2 separate regions of the Mus musculus genome follow, and region 2 is linked to region 1. A link is a loop called in an ENCODE intact Hi-C map of the cell type or tissue named here. Cell type or tissue: heart. All regions are shown on one strand. Links, peaks and the distances in the headings refer to the core of each region. The heading gives the core; the rest is flanking DNA. Region 1 holds the start of Gapdh (glyceraldehyde-3-phosphate dehydrogenase). Region 2 holds the start of Tnfrsf1a (tumor necrosis factor receptor superfamily, member 1a).

Region 1 (5,366 bases), core at 129-5,128:
GCGCCCAATACGGCCAAATCTGAAAGACAAGAAACAGGGGAGCTGAGATCAGAACTCCTCATGGGTCTGTAGTGAGCCCCAGGCTATCTCATGTTCTTCAGAGTGGAATACTGTTGCACCATAGGTGTGGAGAACCTGCAGCCATCAGCTATGCACGTACCACAACAAAGGTACAAGCCTTTATGCAGACACAGTACATTAGAAATGTATGCATCAGGAAGTTCATGTTTTGTTCAGAATTCCCTTTAATAAAGCTAGTTGAATGCTTGGATGTACAACCCAAATATAGACTGTTCCCACCCTAGAAAGTCCAAAGAGATCTAATTTTATATTCTTTGAGCAGCCGAGGCCTGGCAGGGCTTTTATAGCACGGTTATAAAGTGGAGGTTTCTTTCCTGTCCAAGAGGTGATTGCTTGCCCAGCAAACCTCCTCCAAGTCATTCTAAGTCTCTTAAGAAGTGGCAGTTTGCCCCAGTCTGGGTACAAGCTTGGCACATCACCCCCATCACTCATGCCCTGGGAAGTTTGTTCCAGCATGGCTGGACTTCAGGCTACACCCCCTGGACAGGGCAGACCTGTGAACTCATTCATCAGCAAGCTCAAAGGGCAAGGCTAAAGGTCAGCGTGAGCAGCACAGGGCGGGCCCACCTGTGTCCTCCAAGTCCCTCGAACTAAGGGGAAAGACTGAGAAAACATGTGGGGGGTTTCCAACCCTAATCCCAGGGCTCGTTCGCGAAACACCTGTTCTTCTCGGGCAAAAATGAGAGCCGGAGCAACAGATGTGTGTAGGGGGAGCAGGGTGGAGAGCCCGCTCAGACCCCAGATCCAGAAAGGTCACACGGCTAAATTTAACCTCAGATCAGGGCGGAGTGGAGAGATCTGGTTTCTGGAGGATGGAACGGGGAGAAGGGCAGGATTCTGAGGCGCAGGGACACCCAATCCTCTTAATGACCTTTACATCCTGGCCTATAGGGCCTGGGTCAGTGCGAGGCTGTGATGGGAAGTGCAGGGGATGGAAGGGGCTGCTACTACAGGAGCCATTTTGTGGTGGAAAATTTCTTTTCAGAACCACCATGACTCAGCTCCCCATCCCACGGCTCTGCACTACGCCATAACTACCTCTGGGGTTGGGAGGTCAAGCGGACCTCTGTAAGTCCGCTTTGATTTTCAGAGAATAATCTAGAATACGCATTATGCCCGAGGACAATAAGGCTCAAGGGCTTTTAAGGCTAATAAGGTGAGACAGATTGTGAGGTAGAACTCTCTCGAGAGCACGGAAGCCTTGCATCACCTGGCCTACAGGATAAAGGACACTCCACCCAGCCGAGAGGAATGAGGTTAGTCACAAGCTAGGAAGAAGGAAGGCCTAAGCAAGATTTCATAACGGCGGTTCATTCATTTCCTTCCCGTTTGCAACATGGCGGCGGCCAGTTACCCTAAAGGAAGCCCAAGCCTGGGAGATGATGCGCAAAGGTATGCACCTCACAACGCCATGCCACCGACCCCGAGGAAGGGGGAGATGGGGGAGGGGCTTCCCTCCTGGCACGTGACTCCTCAGGGCGCGAAAGTAAAGAAAGAAGCCCCGGACTGGGGATTACGGGATGGGTCTGAACGGGCGCGTGGGGTTGTTCCTAATACTTAAGACTCCGGGCCGCTCATCCCCGCAAAGGCGGAGTTACCAGAGGTGCAGCAGCTGGGGGCCGCAAGTGCGAGCCATCGCCAGGTCCGAGCGCTGACCTTGAGGTCTCCTTGGGCGCTTCGGCCACCTCATCCACCTCCCCACAGTACTGCAGAGCCCCCGGGTCAGCAAGACCTGCGTAGGCAACGGAGCAGGGCCCCGCCCTGGAACTCACCCGTTCACACCGACCTTCACCATTTTGTCTACGGGACGAGGCTGCAGGAGAAGAAAATGAGATTAGCGTGGCCCGAAGGACACCAGGCAGTCCCCTCCCCCACCCCGCCTCCATTCCCGCCGTGCGCCCCATCACGTCCTCCATCATCCCCCCCCTGCAATGCGGAGCCTGGGTCCGGCTTGCACACTTCGCACCAGCATCCCTAGACCCGTACAGTGCCCACTCCCCTTCCCAGTTTCCGACTGTCCCCGGCCTCCTGCGGCCCACTCCGCGATTTTCACCTGGCACTGCACAAGAAGATGCGGCCGTCTCTGGAACAGGGAGGAGCAGAGAGCACCAGGGAGGGCTGCAGTCCGTATTTATAGGAACCCGGATGGTGGGGGGGAGCTGATGACGCGCGCCCCGCCTCCCGCCCTGCTTATCCAGTCCTAGCTCAAGGGCGCAGAGGCCTGAGCTACGTGCACCCGTAAAGCCGCGAGTAGCTGGGCCTCTCTCATTTCCCCTCCTCCCTCTCTTTGGACCCGCCTCATTTTTGAAATGTGCACGCACCAAGCGTGTGGGCTCCGAACTGATAGGGGGAGGGGAGCTGAGATTGCCCCGCTCAGGAGGTGACCGGGTGATGGTTCCCAGGATAGGACTCAGGGAATACAGACTATGAACTTAAGGACGAGGAGTCCTTGGAGTGTGCACCAAGGACATCCAGGACCCAGAGACCTGAATGCTGCTTCCCGAGTAAAATGGGAGAACAGGGGAAATGGAGAAGTGTGGGTCTCCCTGCCACTGCATCATCGAACCTCTCCCCATTATTGAAAAGGCTGCGGAAAAGTTGAGGATCTTCTCCTCGTTGTTCTTCGGTAGTGACACAGCAACCCCCCCCCCCGAAAAAAAAAAGAGTGGAAGAAAATGCCAGGGTGGGGGCACTTTTCCTCCCGCGGGAGCCCTCAGGAGCCCCATTTCCCTATCTGCCCCCCCCCCCCTCCTGGCTTCTGTCTTTGGCCAGAGGCCTGGCTTGTGTACCGCGCTGTGAGGGCAAGGGGGTGGCCAGGAAGACGCTTGAAAAGGAGATTGCTACGCCATAGGTCAGGATGCCCTGCAGCCTGGAAACCTGATAATTGAGACTTACAAACACTCTCCTGAGTTTACCTGATGAACCTAAGCTGGGACCCCGGGGTAAGGGCAGCATCCCTCTTAAGGGTTGAATTGGAGGAGGCTCAGAGGCCTCCTATAGTATCCCTCCTCGGAACCTGAGAGCTGCCCCGCCCAGGCTAGGAGACACTGCCCCTTTCACCCACTGTAGCCCCAGGGTGGAGAGTTGGGACGTGAGGGCGGAAGTCCCTCCCCATCCAGGGACGTGCTGACTGGCCCTGGAGCCAGGGACTCTCCTTTTTTGGCTGCCCTCGTGGACACAGGGTGAGATCAGTGAGGGGAGAACACAGGAGAGGAAATATTATACCCCTGAGCCAGGACAGGGAAGCCCCTAGCCTCTTGCCACAAGTGGAAGGGAGAAAAGGCATTCTTTGGTTTTATTTTGTCTTTTCGAGACCGGGATTCTTCACTCCGAAGGGTAGGGAGGCTGGGAAGGGTGGAAGGGCTTGGGAGCACTGTAGCAGGTGCAGGGCAGGGGGACTCTGGCGCCTCTTTGCTAGGCCAGTGCAACATGAAACCAGCCCCCTGCTCATCTAGCTCAAGAGCCTATTGCTAAGTTTAGCTGGCCTGGTGATAACCTTTGCTTAAAAGGCAGGGAGCACGCTGGGCTGCACCCCAAATCTAGTCTTGGCTCCTTGCCCTTCCAGATTGCCCTACCTCCTTGGGGCCCCAGAGCCAAGGCTGTGTTAGACTGACAGCTGTGTGGCCCGTGCCCAGGCTTCCCATGAGCGGGGAGCAGGCCAGATGAACAGGGTGGGAAGGGTGGGAGTGGCCCCAGCGCAGTGGTGGGGAGGAGAGGCATGGCAGATTCAGAGTCCCTTTTCTGCCTTCCTACCGAGGCTCTATGCACAGCGTTAACCCTTTTCCTACCCAAAGAGCCCTTCCATAGCCCAGCCCTAACCTAGTGTTTCAGAGGTGCACCTTCCCTTTTGCCTCACGCCTGTCATCTATCATTACTGTCCCCTCACCAAGAGGTAGGGAGCACTTCAGCAGCACTGTGCTGTTGTCATGGCAGCAGAAACAGCAGTTGTGCCTCCTGCTCCAAGTGACTCAGCAGATTAAGGGCTTGGGGATGGTGGGCACACAGCATGGCTTACAGCTGGACCTCCTGCAGACCCCTTAGTGTAGTGAAGGACTGGCTCTGGGGCGATGGACCTTGTCACCTATAGAACTGAGTGGGGTTCATAATCTCTGCCATTAGCCAGGCTGAGTCATTTGCCAGTCTTCGGGGGATGGGGTGGGGCGCACAGAGGAAACAAACCTTAGGTCTAGAGCAGCATTTCTCAAGTTGTGTACTCCTGACATGCTGTGTTATGGGGCACAATGTGCATGAAGGTGGCCTTCATCTTAAGGCTTTCACTGCAGCCCCCTGCCCCACAAGGCAAACAGAAATAAGTCTCTAGGTATTACCGAATGTTTTCTGGGGTGCAAAGTACCCCAGACTGCTGAGAACTGTTCACGTGAACCTAGAAACCGCATAATTCTGCACAGCAGAGTTTCAGTTGTGCAAGGATGAGGCACCACAGGGGCCATGAAGATCCAGACACAGCTCAGGGCTAAGGATGGGACAGACCAGCCAGGACAGGATGCTTAAAAGTCTATAAAAACATTTATTCATTAGAAAACAGCAATTGGCACAGGCTCGGAGAAAGGGAAAGTGGCAGCAGGGCTCTAAGAGAAAGACCTCAATGCAAAGGCCATTTCCATGTTAAAACCACAGACAACAAGCACTTCTACAAGGGGGGGGGGGCACTGAATCCAAGATCATCCAGTAAGATACCCTGCACGGCAGGGACGGGAGTAGGCAAAGGCAGCTCCTAGGACCTGTGTCTTCGCCCAGATGCTCTGCGGATGGGGGTGGTTCTCTTGGGTGTCTCTTCTTCTGTCATCTCTGCTGAAAGTTCTATTCAAAGAATTATAGGAACAAAAGCTGAGTCATAAAGATGGGGCAAAATGGATCTCAAAGTAAACACATGCGCGCGTGCGCACGCGCACACGTGTGCACACACACACACAAACACACACACAAACACACACGCACACGGCACACTGTGAAAGTCAGCCGAGCTGCATAGTGAGGAAGACATGGCCAGGAAGAATGAATCCACAGCTAGGCAAGCCCCACTGGAAGACCCCACACAGGCAGCTGATCTGTTGGGAGGGTGTATCATACCGTCCTCACTGGACTCGTCACTCAAGAAGACAACTTTGGCTTTCCTCTGGGACTTCTTGCGCTGCTGAGTTTGTGGACGACCAGGTTTGGTACGTCGCGGCTTAGGTGTGACAAAGTCATTGTCTGAGTCTACAGAAGTCAGAGGCTGTAGCCTTGAGACTAGAAAAGAAAGGCAAGGGGACCATTTCAAAACC
Region 2 (5,366 bases), core at 259-5,258, 180 kb after region 1:
GAGTTCGAGGCCAGCCTGGTCTACAGAGTGAATTCCAGAACAGCCAGAGAAACCATGTCTCGAATAAACAAAACAAAACAAAAAAACCAACCAACCAAACAAACAAACAAACAACACAAGGCACCTCAGTCCCTTGTCCCAGGTCTGGAAACCAAACACCATCTTTTCAGTTATTTTTTATTTTAAGATTTACTATTTTTATTTTATACGTATGGCTCTTTGCCTGCATGCATCTCTGTATACCACATGCATACCTGAGGCCAGGAGAGGGTGTCTGATCCCTTGGAACTGGAATTAGTGACAATTATAAGCTGCTATGTGGGTGCTGGGAACCCAACCCTGAACCTTTGCAAGAGCAACAAGTACTTTTAACTACTGAGCCATCTCTCCGGCCGATGCCTTTTCTACTCTTACTCTTACTCATATCTCCTCTGTAAAACTAGCTGGCTTTTCATGTCCTCAAATTCACCTGCTTTTACGGTCTTAAACCGAGTTTTATGGAGCATGCTAGTACCCTGTTGTCTCAAAGCTTCAAAGGTGCTAAGAAAAATCAGCGTTTATCCTAAGCCCTGAAGGAAAGTCCCCTTTTGTTCCAACTTCTAAGTAATAATGGCTTTGGCAGTTTGCACAGATAGACCATTAAAAGTTCCTTGTAATATTAAGCATGGGACCTTGAAGAGTTGTTAATTATTATTTTCAAATTATTGATATTGTAGGATTCTTAACATGTGGCAAACACTTCTAATATTAATATGAATCTTACCACCAAACTAGCCTTGAGAAATGTGCTAGTGTGTTTTGTGTCTATTTGTGTGTGTGTGTGTGTATGTGTGTGTGTGTGTGTGTGTGTGTGTGTGCTGGGGATAAACTTAAGGCCTCATCTATGCTGGGGAAGCCCCACCTCCACCCCCGACCACATACCCACACACACCATTTCTTTTTCCTGGCTTGCTCCCATTGAAAACTGGCCAGTCTGATAGAGGGGGGTGAGCTTCCAGCAGCAGGGACACCTCCAGCTGGTCTTCCGCTCTGCCTTCAGGGTCACAGAGGAGAGGAGACAGCAGGGTTAGGATACTGGAGGTTGGAAGTCAGGGTAGCTCACAGGGAGAAGGGCCAGGAGCTCTGGTTCCAAGTCCCCAAGCCCTATGCCCCTATTCCTGGGTTTTCCCTCCAAGTCTCAAAGTCTCAGCTGCTTTTAAAGGACCGCAGGTTGGTTGAACTGGCATGCATAAAGAAGGTCATTGAGTCTCAAGGGCACTCGAGTGAATAGTGTCCGGGTGTTACAGGGTTCCATTGCACTGAAGACCTGCCCAAATGGGGATGGCAGGAGGCAGCCATCCCTAGTAAGGGATGCTATCAGAAGGTAAGGTCTTACTCAAAAGGACAGAGAGAACTGTGGGCCTTGCAGTAGGAGCTCGGCTGGCATCCTGATTCTCCGAGATCAGCCTCCCAGTGTGCAGAGTCCCGTGGCTTTTTCCTCACCCCTAAAGCTACAGACTGTGGTATAACTATCTTTGAGGTCAGTCCCAACGGATGCATCAGGATATCTAGAGCTGGGTGTGGTGGTGCACACCTGTAGTCTCAGCAGGTAGGAGGTGGGAGGATGAGAAGTACAAGGCCAGCCTCAGCTAGACAGTGAGTTTGAGGCCAGCCGGCTTGGGCTAAATGAAACCCTATTTCACACAGGTTGGAAAGGGGGCCCTGGGAGCCCTTTACAGAAGCCTGAATTCTCATGGCTTCTCTTTGCTATGTCAGGGCAGGCACTTTTCACTCCAAATTAACAACTGGGGAGACAACCAAGGCTTAGGAGAGGGTGCTGCCTGACACCCCCTCACCCGTGCCCCACCGTTGGTGACCGAGCCATGGTGGGCAGCTGAGGGACTTGTCTGGAAGACACAGATGAGAGTCAGTGGGAGTGACCTTGGGTCAGGACCCAGGCAGGGTAGAAAAGAACATTTGATTTCCCTCCCGGTTTGGGCTGACTGGGTAAACGTCCAAGAAAGTGCGATTAGAGGGAACTCAGAGGGAGGGAGAGCGCGAAGCAAAGGAGTTCTCGGCGGGCGAGCATCAGATATTGCCCTCCCCCTAATAACTCCCGCCTGCCGTCCCGTGAGATAGGTGGGCTGGCTTCCTTCCGTGAAATTGACAACAGGCTTAGAGGGGTTAGTCCACCGGTCTAAGCTCACCCACTTCAAAAGCAAAGGAGTCCGAACTGGAATTCTGTGGACTCTCAAGCTCTTAAGTGGTGTTAAGTGGGTTTGGGGCGCCAAGCTACGGGACCCGGGCTACAAAGCGTTAAAGAACCTTGGCCCTCTCCTCACTCCTCCTAGTTCCCTCCCTCCTCCTCCCTCGCCTCTCCCCAGGCTCTTCCGGTCCCGCTCTTGCAACACCACCCCCGCCACTCTCCCTTCCCCTCCTACCTTCTCTCTCCCCTCAGCTTAAATTTTCTCCGAGTTTTCCGAACTCTGGCTCATGATCGGGCCTACTGGGTGCGAGGTCCTGGAGGACCGTACCCTGATCTCTATCTGCCTCTGACTTTCAGCTTCTCGAACTCGAGGCCCAGGCTGCCATCGCCCGGGCCACCTGGTCCGATCATCTTACTTCATTCACGAGCGTTGTCAATTGCTGCCCTGTCCCCAGCCCCAATGGGGGAGTGAGAGGCCACTGCCGGCCGGACATGGGTCTCCCCACCGTGCCTGGCCTGCTGCTGTCACTGGTGAGATGGGAGACTGGAGGGGAGGGTGGGTTGCTAGCGAGGCGCCGGGCAGGAGTGGGCTTGTACTAGGGGTAGAGATGGGGGCAGGGGCTTCTGTGCTTTAGTTTGACGCCAGGTTTGCTGTGCCTCACCTGGGGCTGCCCTGAGATGTGGAAGGGAGAAATCTGAGAGGGAGAGAATCTGGCAAGCCAAGCTGGCAAGCCTGGGCCCCTGACAGTCAAGGTCCTGGCCCGTGTTGGGCTGTGGTCAGGCCAGCTGCTCGGCCAGTGGAGTTAGACGGAGAAGCCTTCTTTCTCTGGCCGAGGTTGAACAGCGTGGGGCAGGGTGTTGGAAGACTGGGTGCTAGGAGAACCGCTTTGGCGGGACGAGTTTGGGAAAGCGTGCTTGGGAGTGGACCCGAAACTGGACAAAGCTGGGCAGCCTTCCGGTCCCAGACTTCTCCCTGAGACAGCCTCTGACCTTCTGCCGCCTCCATTTCTGCTTCCAGACAAGAGGTCCCTCCTGGCGTGACCCTCCTTAAGTAGCTAATACCTCTTTATCTAGGCCATGTATCCTCCTGCTCCCTCCCCACAGACCCAAAAGTCAGTCTCACGGTTTCCAATTCCACAGTTCCAATTGGGGAAGTTGGTAGCAGCTTGTTTTCGTCACTGGAAAATGTACTTTTCTCTGGCCTCGGCCTAGTGTTCATGTTCTCTTGATTTCTGTGTGTCCATAATTATTCTGTGTAGATCCTGGGGGCTCCCTGGCTGTCTGGGTGGGCTGTACCATCGGCGCAGTGTTCTCTGGGTCCTGCCTCTCCCTGGCCCAGCGTTATCCCTGAGACCTGCCTTTTTCTCCCTCCCCTTTCACTCCTCATTCTCTTCTGGTCAGTCTCCAGAGCCTCCTTGCGGGGGTGGGGTGGGGGGGTGGGGGTGGCTCCTTTGTGTCTATTCCCTTCCCTTTCTCTACACACCATTCTAAAGCAGTGGTCCTAGAACCCTGCCTGGGTGTCACCTCCCTTCTCCTGGTCCTGTCCTGTCTCCCAGTCTCTCCTGGGAGACTTGTCAAGGCTGCCCCTCTGGCTGTTCTCCAACTCCCCCACCCACTTAATTCTTTTCTCTTTAGGGGTAGATCACCTGGATTTAGGGCTCAGCCCAGCACCCTTACCCTCATGAACGCAGGCATGTGATGTGACTCCCCCGCTTTTTGTTTCTTTTATTTCCAAAATGTCTACAATGATCAGTACCTCATAGTTGTTATTAAGATTGAGTAGATGGATTTGTGTTAAATATTTATTCATTTCCTTCCCTGCTAGGTCCAATTCAGATTAGGTGAATGATCCCAAAGGGGAGTAAGAAGTATGCCACAAACAGAAAGGACTCAGCTTGGCTTCTCTCTTCTCATCTCTAGCAGTGATACTCGTCACTACTCACGTCACTACTCATTGTGACGGTAGATGTCACAATAACTGTCAGAGTGCAGTGGCCCAGCTAGGTAGAGGAGAGAGGCTGAGCCAGTTGTGGAGGCCCAGGTGAGGGTGGGGGCACCGTGAACAGAAGCAGATCCTGAAGACAAGGCACACGGAAGGCTACTGAAGTCTACATGGGGCTGGCCACTGCCTTATCAGTACAGAGCACAGTGCCTGTGAGGTGTTCAGGTAGGACGAGGTGCTGAGGTCATGAGGCAGTGATGGCCGTGGCAGGGATGTGGCAAGGCCAAGAAGACTTTGCTATTTTTAAAAAGTTTCAGTACAGGAGTGGAAATGACTTTAGAATACTCTGGAGGAAAAGACGTTCCAAGGCCTTGGTGATGTACTATCCCAGAGGCAGAACTGGGGGAGGAGGGTGGGCTATATGCCAACTGTCTTCTTGCTTAATGGCCTTTGCCTGTCTGCTGGGCTGAGCTTGCCTGCATAGACCCTAAGGCTCATAGTGTGTTATCATCTTTGGCTCATGGAGAGCTCTTGAAACTGTGAGCTATGTCCCATCCCCAGCACCTATCCAGGCCCTGAAAAAGAAACCTTGACCGTTGACTAATGGCTTAATCAATTCAGGAACAAGAGATTGGTCAGATGGGAACAAGGCGGGTGTTGCATAGAAAGGAGGACTTGGAACTGGTGTGCAGAAGCCAGGAGGAGGAAGAACAGAGGAGTTGGGCGCCTGGGTTGGGGGAATGGAGAGGTGGGACTTTGAAGTCACAGAAGCTGAACATCTCAGCTCGGGGTGGAGTGGCCATGTTGAGAAATGTGACAGAGAGAGAAGGGCACTCTGGCGTTTGTGAAAAAGAACCTTGAGCCAGTCACCTTGGGGCATGCCTGTTATCCTGGAACTTGGGAGATGGAGGCCAGTGCTCAGATCGAGGCCCAGTTTTGGCTATATAGGGAGCTGGAGGCCAGCCTGGATGACTGAGACTGTGTCTTAAAAACACCAAAAAGAAATAAAGAGTCATGCTTAAGGACCTAGGTGGGGGCCTGTTTTCCTCTTTCCCTCCCTCTCTCCCTCCCTTCCTCCCTCCCTCCCTCCCTCCTCCCTCCCCTTCCTCCTTTGCTATCCACCAAGCAGTCTGGCCAGACTGTGTTCCAAAGAACAGTGAGTTTCTCAGATGTATGTGCTCATGGAAGGATTTATCCATGGAAATGATGTTTGAAGCCAGGCCCTGGAGGTGCAGAGGA

Evidence for each region. Hi-C counts contacts between places; a loop is a spot of excess contacts. Peaks named below come from ENCODE experiments on the same cell type or tissue, not always from the same donor. Only the 100,000 strongest peaks of a DNase experiment are listed, where the experiment ranks them.
Region 2: a loop joins it to region 1, with 6 times the contacts of the local background. A loop is called at or near these places in 1 of 42 quality-filtered maps.

Annotation. Positions count from the first base shown.
Region 1 is chr6:125,163,418-125,168,783 of GRCm38, forward strand. It overlaps Gapdh (glyceraldehyde-3-phosphate dehydrogenase), which reads right to left and starts at 2,356. Exons shown (of 7, transcript NM_008084.3): 1 at 2,135-2,356; 2 at 1,854-1,894; 3 at 1-19. The coding sequence starts at 1,876. It overlaps Ncapd2 (non-SMC condensin I complex, subunit D2), which reads right to left. Exons shown (of 32, transcript NM_146171.1): 31 at 5,173-5,331; 32 at 4,590-4,902. The coding sequence ends at 4,817. In heart, for the core only: no CTCF peak of the experiment used is centred there; DNase peaks (open chromatin) are centred at 1,624, 2,244, 3,174, 3,594 and 2 weaker places; H3K4me3 peaks cover 4,478 bases; H3K27ac peaks cover 5,000 bases.
Region 2 is chr6:125,347,347-125,352,712 of GRCm38, forward strand. Tnfrsf1a (tumor necrosis factor receptor superfamily, member 1a) reads left to right here and starts at 2,377. Exons shown (of 10, transcript NM_011609.4): 1 at 2,377-2,716. The coding sequence starts at 2,678. In heart, for the core only: no CTCF peak of the experiment used is centred there; DNase peaks (open chromatin) are centred at 1,965, 2,375, 4,275, 4,545 and 2 weaker places; H3K4me3 peaks cover 2,520 bases; H3K27ac peaks cover 3,077 bases.